Regions from separate parts of the Homo sapiens genome. Here region 2 is linked to region 1. Evidence: chromatin contacts called from ENCODE Hi-C or POLR2A ChIA-PET data. All regions are on one chromosome and are shown on one strand. Each heading gives the region's core, a stretch centred on a gene start or an enhancer-like site at or near the end of the contact. The rest is flanking DNA. Distances are from core to core; before and after follow the strand shown. Region 1 overlaps STPG1 (sperm tail PG-rich repeat containing 1). Region 2 has its middle 22 kb from the start of RCAN3AS.

Region 1 (6,941 bases), core at 1-2,500:
CTAGGGTACAGTTGCGCTATCTTGGTTCAATGCAGCCTCGACCTCCTCGGTTCAGGTGATCCTCCTTCCTCAGCCTCTTGAGTAGCTGGGTCTACAGGCACACACCACTATGCCAAGCTAATTTTTGTACTTTTTTCTTTTCTTTTCTTTTCTTGTAGAGATTGGGTTTTGCTATGTTGCCTGGGCTGATCTGAAACTCCTGGCTCAAGCAATTAATTCTCCCACCTCAGCTTCCCAAAGTGCTGGGATTACAGGCATAAGCCACCGTGCCCGGCCCTCCAAAGGTAATTCTAGATGTATTCGACTCTTCTTTTCCTCTTGTGTTATTTGAAGTCATGTGATTTCCTCTCACAAGGATGGGGAAGATTTTTTTTTAATCTTTTACTTAATTGATAACACTTGGGAATTTTTGCAATTTTTTAGCTTTATGATGATTTTTAAAATATATTGTTTTCTTAAAATAGTTTTGGTCCAGTTCAATATTTTTGGCGCCATAAATCCAGACACAGTTGTTTTTCCCTGGATGTCCCATTTTTCAGGCTCGTTCTTACAGTTAGTCCAGTCGGTGCCCCTCAGTGGAGCTGGTGCCGCGGCTCCTGGGAGCACACTGCCCTCCACTGTCCACAGAAAGACACAGCAGCCAGACAGAACGTGCCTGTCCCGCAAGGCTAAAATCCAGACTAAAACGAAAGAACCCCTGAGACAACGTCATTACCTTCTTATGAGGAAATCTCTTGGCTTGACTATTGAATCCTTTTTTTTCTGATTCTGGGATTACTGAAGCTTGAGATTTAAAAGGAATGGAGGATTGTGTTGGATATGCAGCAGTAAAACCTAAACAACAAAAATGGAGTAAAATCAAAATGAATACAAAACAATGATTGACAAATGTGGAAAACACAAAGGTGTATATTAAAGTTTTATTTTAAATGGTAGAGAAGAGAAACTTGCCTTTTGACAGGAAACAGACACGAAACCGGATTAAAAAAAAAATTCCCCACTTTCTTTCCCTCTCGGCAATTTATCGGACTTCCCCCCTCCAGCTCTTAAATTAGTGAGATGTGGTCACATAAAGTACCTTAAACAGGCTGTCCCGGAGAAAAGGAAGGAGATGATAGTAAAGACATTCTTGCCAGGCAGGAAGGAGACAGCAAAACTATTCTGGGAGCAGCCTGGACGAGGCGCGGTCAGGACAGAGGAAGCGTCCTCACTGCTCCTTGGCCTAGATTCAGACACCAGCATTAGGCCGTTAAAATCCAAAGAGGTTAGGGAAATCCCAGCCTGGGGCTGGCTCTCACTTTTCAGGGCACTGTGCAAGACAGGTGTAAGTTTTCGTTTCTGTTTTGAGCAGACATGGGGTTAAAAAGCAGAAAGGGATCATCTATAGAAACTGAAGTTAAAAGTTCCTTTGTCTAGGCTGCGATGTATACATGCATGTCTGATGTATAAACTCCCCTCCTGCTGAGACTTCCACAACTGCTAGAACTTGGCAGCATCTGTCTGCATAGCAGGTTGATTATAGACTCTAACCTGTAAGTGTAATGGACTCTGACTCCAGTTTTTTGATGTTTGATGGCTGATAGCTCTTCAGCTTCACCACTCCCTCATTCCCTTCTGCCCTACCACTGGGCAAGCGGATGAGAAAGCCCAGAGCTCCCTCCTGTGGCACCAGCTGGAAGTTCAAACCACGCAGACCCCTGCCCTCAGTCCAGCCTCGCTTTCCAACCATAAGAAAACCCCCAAGCCAGGCTCCTTTCCCTGCTCTCTCAAGCCATTATTGGATCAGGTTAGGAAGGCTGTGCTGCTGTCCTCAGAAGGCCTCACTATGTGGGTGATAAGCCTTTTCCTACACTCTTCATGAGCGTGTGTGTGGCACCGTAAGTCTTGACATCCAAACCAAATTTTGGGTGGGGGGGTGCATCCTGACTCTGTAGGCTGTTCACAACAGTAAGCCAAATTATTTTAACATCAGAATCCTAACCTTCAGAGAGGAAATACGCGCAGAAATGGGGGAAAAAAAACAGTCAAGAGAAGGAAAGAAGAAAGTATGTGTTAGCCATGACAGAGGGTGGTTTGTATGGAAACTATCAGTAAGGCTCATTTCTTCATCTCTGAATTTTTTTAAAAAACAATACTCCTTTTCAGAGCAGGAAGCCTGAAGACAACAGGGACCCCTCAAGGGGTACAATCATGAACCAGCTTCACAGTTGAGGAAACTGAGGCTTAGAGGGATTAAGTTACTCATCCGAATCACCCAGCACTTAAGCGGAACAGGTAGGGTGTGAACATGATTTGCCTAATGAGTCCAGGCTCTTGAGCTCTGAGCTGTGCTTCCTCTTCCTGAGCTGGCCTCTAGTAAGTGCTCAATAAACACGATGGGGAGAGGGACACTGAAGCCTAATCTGCCTGGGTGGAGGATGAAGCAAGTAAAAGGAGCTGAATACGTGTTTAAGTAGAAAATATTTGGGGATACCAATATACAGTAAATGTATTCTTCTCCTCCCCTCCCCATTTAAGTAGATGAATGGCTATGTTTTTGGTTTGTTTGCTTTAAGAGAGCTATACAGCAAATCAAAAGGCAGAAGCAGCTGCAAGACTTCCTGGCTTTTGTTTCTAAAAGCCTAAGCCTATAGAACAGCTAAGAGAGTGTGCAGAGGAGGCAGTAAAAAGAGAGTTATTTAAAAAAGGTTAAAGGAAGGACATTCTCCTGGGGAAAGGAGAGGTTTCTGCCTGACTGGAAAGGAGATCCAAGGCTTCTGGCTATAACAGAAATGCATGTGTCAGAGCAGCCCTCTTGATGAAACAATTTAAAAAGTAGAATTTTTGAAAAACACTCTGGATGACTGAACTCCTATTTCTTACCAAAACAGGACTAGATTTGCCCTCCCAGCTGGAAAAAAAAAGTTAAAAATGGGCAAGATATATAAAGCAATCAAGATACTGGACATCAGGCAACAAAGGACAGGGATCCCTGAGAGAAGCAAAGTAAATGAGGTTGGCAATAAGATGGTCCCCAGCTTTCTGCCAGGAGAAAATCTCAAGACCACAGCACAGGAAGAAGGGATCCAGATGGAGCCCCGTGGTCTTCCTGAGTTGAGGAAATAGATCTGGGAGTCCAGAAAGACCAAGACAGCTAAGTTCACAGAGCAGAGTACCAGAGAAGAGAGAGCTACCCAGATGGAGAGCTATGGAGCTCTGCAACGGGGTCCCCTGAGTAAGTTCCTGGGTATTGACCAACACATGGCATGAGAAAACTACCCAGGGCTGGAGAAGGAACCGCCTGGCAGAATTCAAGTGAGCAATCCCTGAGGCTTCCACAGGGCCGGGAATAGCTCCTGTTTTCATGAGTCACAGCGGGAAAACCTCATAATTCATGGAACATAGAGTATGCAGGAGGGTTTCGCCTCAGAAATGGGGCAAAATTACCCCTAGACTAAATACTGCTCTGGTTCCAGCTAACAAAGCTTTAAAGCAGGACCTGAAAAGATCAAACTGTCTCCAAATAATTTAACTGCATCTCAGAACAAAGCACAAGAATATTTATGGGACTACAAAAATAGCACCTAAGAGGTAAAATTCAAAATACCTGGCATTGATAAAAAATTAATAGGAGGAAGAAGGAAAAATATACTTCAAAGTGGGGAGAAAATAAATGATCAAAACCAACTCAGAAATGATACAGATGATAGAATTAGTGGAGAAGAACATTATAACTGCTGCACTAACTGTATTTCATATGTTCAAGAAGCCAGAGAAAAGACTGAACATATTAAGTAGATATGGAAGATATAATGACAAGATCCAAATCGAACTACCAGATGTGAAAACTAAATGTCTGAGATTAAAAATACACTAGATGAGATGAATAGCAAATTAGACATTAGAGGAAAAAAAGATTAGTAAACTTGAAGACCTAGAAATAAAACTATACAAAATAAAACAGAAAAAGGACAAGAAAAAGGATTAGTGAGCTGTGTGGAAACTTTGAGGAGCCTAATATATATGTAATCAGGCTCTCAAAAAAAGAAATATGAGGAGAGAAGAAATAGAAAAAAATAGTTCAAGAAAAAATGGTTGAAATTTTTCCAAATTTGATTAAAAAAACTATTGACTCACAGATTCAAGAAAGTCACTTAACATCAAATACAAGAAACATGAAGAAAATGACACCGTAGGCCAACCATAATCAAATTGCTTAAAAAGTGATAAGAAGAAAATGTTAAAATTGGGCAGAGAAAAAAGACATGTCACATATGAAGAAACAAATACGAGAATGACAGCAGATTGATACTGAAAACAACACCTTTAAGGCAATAAAAGGAAAAAAAAAACCTGTCACCCTAGAATCCTGTACTCAGTAAAAATATCTTCAAAAGCAAAAGCAGAATAAAAACTTTTAAAACTATATAAATATTGAAAGAATCATCAGCAAATGGGAGCTACAAGAAATGTTAAGGGAAGCCCTTCAGGCCAAAGAAAATGATACCAGTAGGAAATCTGAATCACATAAAGGAATGAAGCTCTGGAAATAGTAAATATGTGGGTAAATAGAAAATATAAAATTATGAGTATAAATTGAACAATTTTTTTTTTTTTTTTTTTTTTTAGACGGAGTCTCGTTCTTGCGCCCAGGCTGGAGTGCAATGGCGCTATCTCGGCTCACTGCAAGCTCTGCCTCCCGGGTTCACGCCATTCTCCTGCCTCAGCCTCCCGAGTAGCTGGGACTACAGGCGCCCGCCACCGCGCCCGGCTAATTTTTTGTATTTTTAGTAGAGACGGGGTTTCACCGTGTTAGCCAGGATGGTCTCGATCTCCTGACCTCATGATCTGCCCGCCCCGGCTTCTCAAAGTGCTGGGATTACAGGCATGAGCCACCAAACCCAGCCTTGAATAATTTAAATATAACATTTTAAACATTTAAAAAGTAATGATTACTGGCCGGGTGTGGTAGCCTGTAATCCAGCACTTTGGGAGGCCTCCTCACCAAATTAGCCAGGCATGGTGGCAGGTGCCTGTAATCCCAGCTATTCAGGAGGCTGAATCAGGAGAATTGCTTGAACCCAGGAGGTGTAGGTTACAGTGAGCCAAGACTGCGCCACTGCACCCCAGCCTGAGCGACACAGCAAGGCTCCATCTCAAAAAAAAAAAAATTTATGTAAAGCAAAAATAACAACTGTTTTGTAGGGTTTATACCATATGTACAAGTAAAATGTTTAACAACAATAACATAAAGGCCAGGAAGGGAAAAATAAAAATATACTGTTTTAAGGTTCTTCTACTATATGTGAAGTGTTATAATATCACTTGATGGTAGACCATGATAAGTTAAAGATATATACTATAAACTCTAAAGTATGTAGGGATCAACGAACTTTTTCTAAGGGCCAGATAGTACATATCTGTCTATCTATCTATCCATCTATAGCTATCTATCTATCTATCTATCTATCTATCATCTATCTATCTTATTGATCTATATTTTGAGACAGGGTCTTGCTCTGTTGCCCAGGTTGGAGTGCAGTGGTGCAGTCATAGTTCATTGCAGCCTTGACCTCCTGGGCTTAAGCAATCCTCCTGCCTCAGCCTCCCAAAGTTCTGGGATTGCAAGTGTGAGCCACCATGCCTGGCTAGATAGTAAATATTTTAGTCTTTGCAGTCTATTTATTCTCTGTGGCAACTATTCAGTGCTGCCATTATGGAGTAAAAGCAGCCACAGACAATACATAAACAAACTGGGGTGGCCGTGTTCCAATAAAACTTTATTAATAGAAATAGGCAGTGGGTCAGATTTGGTCCAAGGAGCAAAGTTTGCCAACTGTTGCTTTAAGGTAACCACTAGGAAAATACTACAAGGAGTTATTCCTAATAGGCTAACAAAGGAGATAAAATTGAAGCATTAAAAATAATACAAGAGACAGAGAAAAGGTAAATAAAGAACAGATGGGACGAATAGAAAGCAAGTCACAAGATGATAGACTTAAACTTATACACCAATAATCACATTAAATGTAAATAATCTAAATATCCCAATTAAAAAACAGAGATTCTCAGATTGGATAAGAAAGAAAGACCCAACTATATGTTACCTTGGAGAAACATACTTGAAATATAAACTCAGAAATAAGTTAAAAGTAAAATAATGGAAAAAGATTTACTATGCTAACACTAATCAAAAGATAGTTAGATATTATCAGATAAAGTAGATTTCAGAGCAAAAAATATTACCTGCAATAAAGAGGGTCATTTCATAATGGGGTCATTATGAGCAGTCAGCTCCTCAAGAGAACATAACAGTCCTAAATGCTGATGTACCCAATAAAAAGAGATTGAAAATATAAGAAGCAGAAACTGATAAAACTGCGAGAAAAAATAGAAAATTTCACAATTATAGTCAGAGATCTCAAAACATCTCCCTCGATAATTTAAACAAGTAGATAGATCAGTAAAGATATATGAAACCTGAACAAAACTATTACCTAACCTGACCTAATTGGCATTTATAGAACACTCCACCTATCAATTCCATACAAGCTGTCCCAGAAAACTGAAGAGGAAAAGACATTTCCAAACTCATTCAATGAGGCAACCACTACCTGATACCAAAACTATATGGCATCATTACAAGAGGGAAAAAGATCACTAGAGGTCAGCAGCCCTCATAAACATAAATACATAAATCCTTAGAAAAATTTTAGCGAATCAAACCAGACAATATATAAAAAGATAATACATCGTGACCAACCCCAGTAATGCAAAAATAGTTTAATATTTAAAAATCAATATAATTCATCATATTAACGGACTAAAAAAGAAAAACCATACGAGTATCTCAACAGATTAAAAAAATCATATACCTGTAACATGTACTCTTTTTGTCTGGCTTCTTTCACTCAGCATAATTACTATGAGATTCATCTCTGTTGCTGATATATCAATACTCC
Region 2 (6,941 bases), core at 2,800-5,299, 89 kb after region 1:
ACTGAATAATTTAGCTTTATGAAAAATGTCAGACATTGTCATTATTTGCCTATTTTGCTGCAAGCCGGTAAGATGAGACCAGCATTGTAGAGCCACGCTTGGTCTTGGTATAGGTGTAAGGAGAGGGAGGGCCACAGAGAGGATGTCACTGGCTAGTCAGTTGCAGGCTCAGAACTTTAACTCAGGTCTTATGATCTCTGGTCTCATCCTCTTAACACCGCCTACATTCTAGGTCCACTACCCTTTATTGAGCTTTCACTCTGGGCAGGCACTTTACATACTTTATGCATTTTCTTCTCACAACGGCCCCACAAGGAAGCTGTTCAACCCCTGTTATATGATACACATGTGGAAACGGAGGTTCAGGGAAGTTCAGTAATTTGTCCAAGGCCACCTGGTGGGTAAGTGGCAGAGCCTGGATTCAAACCTACATATGACTGATTTCAAAGTCTGTATTTTAAAAAAAATTTCAGTCCTCTATGTATCAATAGACTATTATTTTAAATTCTTTATTTTTATTTATTTTTTGCATAGAATGAAACTTCCTTGGGTTCTGAGTAGCATGACAGCTATTAGCTTGTCAGTCTTCATAAACTCCCTGGGCCAGGCCATCTGTCCTTTCATTGATATACGTAGTGTATCATTTCTTTTTCTTTTTTCTTTTTCTTTTCTTTTCTTTTATTTTTTGAGACGGAGTTTCGCTCTTATTGCCCACGCTGGAGTGCAATGGTGCGATCTCAACTTACGGCAACCTCTGCTTCCTGGGTTCAAGCGATTCTCCTGCCTCAGCCTCCCGAGTAGCTGAGATTACAGGCGCCCACCACCACGCACAGCTAATTTTTGTATTTTAGTAGAGACGGGGTTTCACCATGTCGGTCAGGCTGGTCTTGAACCCCTAACCTCAGGTGATCCACCTGCCTCTGCCTCCTGAAGTGCTGGGATTATAGGCATGAACCACTGTGCCCAGCATGTATCATTTCTTTATTTTATTTTATTTATTTATTTTGAGACAGGGTCTCACTCTGTCACCCACACTAGAGAGCAATAGTGTGATCACGGCTCACTGCAGCCTCGACTTCCTGGGCTCAAGTGGTCCTCCCACCTCAGCCTCCTGTGTAGCTGGGATTACAGGAGGGACCACCAGGCCCAGCTAATTTAAAATTTTTTTTTAATTTTTTTAGAAAAATTTAGAGACAGGATTTGCCATGTTGCCCAGGTTGGACTTGAATTCCTGAACTCCAGCAATCTGCCTGCCTTGGCCTCCCAAAGTGTGGGATTACAGGCGTGAGCCACTCTGCCTAGCCCAGGTATGTATCATTTCTTAGGCAGTCATGTCCATCAGGGTCAAGTCAGGAGACAGAAGCCACAGCAGTTATTGGAACAGAAAATTTAACATAAATAATTGTTAACTAGGGTTGGATGCAGTGGCTCACGCCTGTAATCCTAGCACTTTGGGAGGCTGAGGTGGGAGGATTGCTTGAGCTCAGGAATTCAAGACCGGCCTGGGCAACATAGTGAGACCCTGTCTCTACAATAAATACATACATAATTGTTAACTAAGTATACATTTTTTTTTTTACAAGGTAACTGAAAGGGTGAAAGAGGGCTAAGGTATTGTGGAGAGGACACTGTCAGAAGCTGCCACCCCTAGGGCTGGGGGAAGACAGGTAACAGGTTGGAATCATTAAAATGCAGGTGCCTGGAGGAGGGGCCCTGTGGAGCTGAAACTCAAGCACTGAGGAGGCAGCCTCACTAGCTGATGCTGTGTCTCAGCTTAGAGGAGAGGCCCTATAAAAAGGAGACCCAGGCCAGGTGCAGTGGCTCACGCCTGTAATCCCAGCACTTTGGGAGGCCGAGGTGGGCAGATCACCTGAAGTCAGGAGTTCGAGACCAGCCTGGCCAAGATGGTGAAACCCCATCTCTACTAAAAATACAAAAATCAGCTGGGCGTGGTGGTGTATGCCTGTAATCCCAGCTACCTAGGAGGCTGAGGCAGGAGAATTGCTTGAACCCGGGAGGTAGAGGTTGCAGTGAGCCGAGACTGCACCACTGCACTCCAGCCTAGGTGACAAAGCAAGACTCCGTCTCAGGGAAAAAAATAAAAAAAAGGAGACCCAGACCCATGAGGCTCTGGATGAGCCCTGGAGACCACAGATTGAAAAAGAGACACTCCCTGACCTTAAGTGGGAGAGAAAACAATTATTTAACCATGCCAAGAATATCTGTTAGTGGTTCCTGTTCAACATGGCAACCTAGGCACACACATTCACCTCCTCTCTGCCCCAGAGTGGCTCTGAGCTCAGACAGTAAGTGAGAAGAACAAGTGTGCTATGGGCAGCAATCTGGATTAAAGGGAAGACTATTTATAGGTCCTGTGGACACAGAACAACATCAGCCCCAGAGGGAACCCTAAGAATTACTCTAAACAGCGGAAGATGGCCAGACGCGGTGACTCACACCTGTAATCCCAGCACTTTGGGAGGCCAAGGCGGGTGGTTCACCTGAGGTCGGGAGTTTGAGATCAGCCTCGCCAACATGGTGAAACCCCATCTCTACTAAAAATACAAAAATTAGCCAGGCATGGGAGCACATACCTGTAATCCCAGCTACTCGGGAGGCTGAGGCAGGAGAATGGCTTGAACCTGGGAGGCGGAGGTTGCAGTGAGCCAAGATCACGCCATTGCACTCCAGCCCGGGTGACAGACTGAGACTCCGTCTGAAAAAAAAAAAAAAGAGTGGTAGATTTGGCTGTGGACGGCCCATGGTAGGGATATTGGAGCAGCAGGCAAGGAAACGAATGGACCTCCAGCTCTGTTCTGTCGGGAGACAGACCTATGGAGAGCTGGAGCCGAGTCCCATGTCCTTCAGCAGATGTCTTGTCCCAAGGCAGCCAGCAGCTCCATGCTCATGCACCTGAGGAGGAAGCCGATGACCAGGCCTGCTCACTTCCTCCAAGATGAAAATCCCCCCTCACATTCAGGGGATGATGGTACGCCTTCGGGTAAACAAATGCACACAACTGCAAAGGAAATCTCTAGTAAGTACTGTAGTTCTTTATTTATAAATGGGATTGTCCACCAAGAATCGCAAGACATTTGAGGAAATTCAACAGCTTGAAAGAGAGAGACTAAAATGACTGAGGCCGGGCACAGTGGTTCACACCTACAATCCCAGCACTTTAAGAGGCCGAGGCGGGAGGATTGCTTGAGACCGGGAGTTTGAGACCAGCCTGGGCAACCTGGTAAAACAATGCACACAATGCATGGTGCATGAGAGGCCCTGTCTCTACAAACGGTGAGACCCTGTCTCTACAAAAATACAAAAAATTAGATGGGCATGGTGGTGCACACTTGGAGTCCCAGCTACTTGGGGAGCCGAGGTGGGAGGATCACCTGAGCCCATTGATATGGAGGCTGCAGTAAGCCATGATTGCACCACTGCACTCTAGCCTGAGCGACAGAGCAAGACCCTGTCTCAAAAAATTTAAAAAATAAAATAATTGAGTTAATATAAGAATGGCAGGATAATGCAGACAGGGCAGTGGTTCATTAAATTACTTTCTCTATTTTATGTCTACATGAAGTGGTTTTTGAGACTGAGCTCCGCTCTTGTCACCCAGGCTGGAGTACAATGGTGCGATCTCGGCTCACCACAACCTCTGCCTCCCGGGTTCAAACGATTCTCCTGCCTCAGCCTCCCAAGTAGCTGGGCCTACAGGCATACGCCACCACGCCTGGCTGATTTTTGTATTTTTAGTAGAGATGGGGTTTCACCATCTTGGCCAGCTGGTCTCGAACTCCTGACCTCAGGTGATCCGCCCACCTCGGCCTCCCAAAGTGCTGGGATTACAGGTATGAGCCACTGCGCCCAGCCTATGTGAAGTTTTCATAGTAAAAAATGAAAAGTAAGTGTCACTGAGCACTTACTAGGAGCTAAGCACTGGATATACAGTGGAGAAGGAGAGAGAGTGCCCCTCCCCCATGCAGAGCAGTCAGAAATTAAAGCAAACCACATAAAGTGTGGTGAATGTTATAACTGAGGGAGCAATGACACTTCACAGTGTCAGGACGAAGCAGGAAGCGAGAGAACCAAGAAAGGGAAATGGAAGCTGTGGGGGTGGCCCTAGCAGTGACAGAGCAGGCAGTGTATCTTGTGCCTGGAGGCTTTCCTTTCCCCAGGACCCAGTGCAAAATGAAAATGGAGGGGCCCTTAGTTCAAAAACCAAGAAAAAGTGCCACCAAGGGACTTCTAAAAGCTTTTTTCTCTCTTTAACAACAGTCTCTCTCTTGACTTTTTAAATGTGTTACTTAATGTCATTTTCAGTAAAGGCAAATTAAAATTTTAAATGATTAGCATGAATTTTTTACCCATTCATCTTTGTTTTCTGCAATACCCATTTTAAATGCAAATATAAGAGCACTTAACTCGTATCTGTAATCACTGTAGTATAGAATTTGTGTTTCATAGCTCATACATACGTATTTTGTTCTTACCAGAACAGTGAGAACCCTGCATGAAACACACTCAACTGTGTTTATTTCATTTATTGATTGCACACATTCTACCACCTCTCTCTGCCTTCAGCTTGTTGATGAGTCAAGAAGGACTAAAAGGAAACGCCAGAAGTCCCAGCTACTCAGGAGGCAGAGGCAGGAGGATCGCTTGAGCCCAGGAATTTGACTCTACAGAAACTAAACATTATTAGCCAGGAGTGGTGGCACATGCCTGTGGTCCTATCTGCTCAGGAAGCTGAGGTGAGAGGATGGCTCGAGCCCAGGAGTTCAAGCCTGCAGTGAACTATGATCATACCACTGCACTCCAGCCTGGGTGACAGCAAGACCCCGATTCTTTAAAAAAAAAAAAAAGACTGAAAGGAAAAGACACTGTGGGTTGCCCCACCTTTTCCTGTCTCTCTATGTCATCATTGTCAGTGTAAGCTGTTGGCTGACACAGGAGGTAGCATTAGTAAGGAGGACATGATAGGGCTCCTTGTCCACAGCCTTCTTTCTGTGTTTACAGAAAGTTTGGGTTGGAAGAGAAAGCATGGCCTCCCATTAGGCCAGCCCTTCCCCACCCCCATCCTGGCCCCCCACAGAATCATAAACATAACACACTTAACCTTGTTTTAAGACAGGGTCGGCCTGGCACAGTGGCTCACGCCTGTAATCCCAACACTTTGGGAGGCTGAGGCAGGCAGATCACCTGAGGTCAAGAGTTCGAGACCACCCTGGCCAATATGGTGAAACCTTGTCTCTACTAAAAATACAAAAAAATTAGCCAGGCGTGATGGCGCACGCCTGTAATCCCAGCTACTTGGTAGCCTGAGGCTGGAGAATCGCTTGAACCCCGGAGGCGGAGGTGGCTATGAGCCGAGATCGCGCCACTGCACTACTCCAGCCTGGGCAACAAAGCAAGACTCGGTCTTCAAAAAAAAAAAAAAAAAAAAAGGTCTCGCTCTCTGTCTTCCAGGCTGGAGTGCAGTGGGGCGATCTCGGCTCACTGCAACCTCCGCCTCCCCTAGTTCAAGCAATTCTCATGCCTCAGCCTCCCGAGTAGCTGGGATGACAGGCCTGTACTACCATGCCTGGCTAATTTTTTGTATTTTTTTTTTAGTAGAGCTGGGATTTTGCCATATTGGTCAGGGTGGTCTCAAACCCCTGGCCTTAAATGATCTATCCGCCTTGGCCTCCCAAAGTGCTGGGATTATAAGTGTGAGCCACTGCGCCCGGCCATCACACACTTACCGTGGACTTGCTTTGCACACACGTGATGGATCCAACAGAACTCGGTGCTCAGGGGCATGGCGAATGCTATATGTGAATGGGCAGCAAACAACAGCAGACACATATACTGTACCAATCTGCCCACGGCTGCATTGTCCCATCTGACTTTGCTTACAGATGGAAAAATATTCAGAGATGAGATTGTTAAGGATTTCAAGATGATAAATGCAGGGCATTTAAACCAAGTGTGAGGCCCTTTAGAGTGTGGGGCGCTGTGCCCCTGCACAGTCCACAGTGCCCAGGAAGCAGGCCCTGGATATCTGTCCAGCGGGGGCCTTTCCAGGACATTCAGGCGATGCCCACTTCTTTGGACTAAAAGTAACAAACTGGTAGGTTCTTAGTGTGAAAGCTGCTCTGAATCCAGCTCAAGACATGCCTCATCTAAGAGAAAGAGCACGTTCCTAAAAGTTGTAGGCATCAGTTTCCATCAAAATAAGTTACGGTGATTCAAAGAAAGAAGGAAAATAGACTCTGCTGCTCTGTGGGCACCTGCAATACACTGCTGCCTTTTGAAAAATCAAAGACTTGTAAATCAAGAAAAAGCTCAGCACCGCATGGGAAACCTTTGAAGTAAAAGAGAGATACACAGATGGTAGGGCTCTGAGTCAATTCACTTCAAGCCAAATCACCTGACACCAACAGCCTGATTGGTCGAATGTCCCACTTGGATAAATGTCTAATTTGGCCGGGCACGGTGGCTTACACCTGTAATAGCAGCACTTTGGGAGGCCAAGGCAGGCAGATCACCTGAGATCAGGAGTTCCAGATCAGTGTGACCAACATGGCAAAACCCAGTCTCTACTAAAAGTACAAACATTAGCCAGGTGTGGTGGCATGCGCCTGTAATCCCAGCTACTAGGGAGGCTGAGGCAGAAGAATCGCTTAAACCAGGGAGGCGGAGGTTGCGGTGAGATAAGATCACACCACTGTACTCCAGCCTGGGCAACAGAGAAAAAAAAAGTTTGTCTAATTTATATTTCAATTGGACCCTTATGTCTCAGGCCTCACCAAACCATGACTTTGGCTAATAATGCTTTTCCTTTTTCTATCAGATGATTACATCACAAGGTTCTAATAGCTGGAAATTAGCCCACCTTAATGTGACATTTTCTCTCCCCCATCCCCATCTTCTGTTTTTTGGAGACAGTCTCAGGGAAT

What was found. Hi-C counts contacts between places; a loop is a spot of excess contacts on that map. ChIA-PET counts read pairs that join two places held with the same protein, here RNA polymerase II (POLR2A). Pooled maps may share reads with other maps.
Region 2: a loop to region 1 is called in a pooled map, with 2.7 times the contacts of the local background. The contact joins two enhancer-like sites. A Hi-C loop is called at or near these places in 6 of 50 pooled maps. POLR2A ChIA-PET finds 5 or more read pairs at or near these places in 10 of 52 experiments (CD4-positive, alpha-beta T cell, CD4-positive, alpha-beta memory T cell, CD8-positive, alpha-beta T cell and 6 more).

What each region holds. Positions count from the first base shown.
Region 1 is chr1:24,390,846-24,397,786 of GRCh38, forward strand. STPG1 (sperm tail PG-rich repeat containing 1) reads right to left here. Exons shown (of 9, transcript NM_001199013.2): 3 at 716-834. Among named protein-coding and RNA genes, the nearest start is that of STPG1, 19 kb to the right of the region's middle. RefSeq lists an enhancer at 1,213-1,462. Within about 2 kb of position 1,251, at least 32 of the 41 ENCODE cell types and tissues checked have a DNase peak (open chromatin) inside an H3K27ac peak, as active enhancers do; they include CD4-positive, alpha-beta T cell and CD8-positive, alpha-beta T cell, where a contact is called at or near this core.
Region 2 is chr1:24,477,227-24,484,167 of GRCh38, forward strand. No RefSeq gene overlaps it. Among named protein-coding and RNA genes, the nearest start is that of RCAN3AS, 22 kb to the right of the region's middle. RefSeq lists an enhancer at 3,955-4,064. Within about 2 kb of position 4,050, at least 9 of the 41 ENCODE cell types and tissues checked have a DNase peak (open chromatin) inside an H3K27ac peak, as active enhancers do; they include CD4-positive, alpha-beta T cell and CD8-positive, alpha-beta T cell, where a contact is called at or near this core.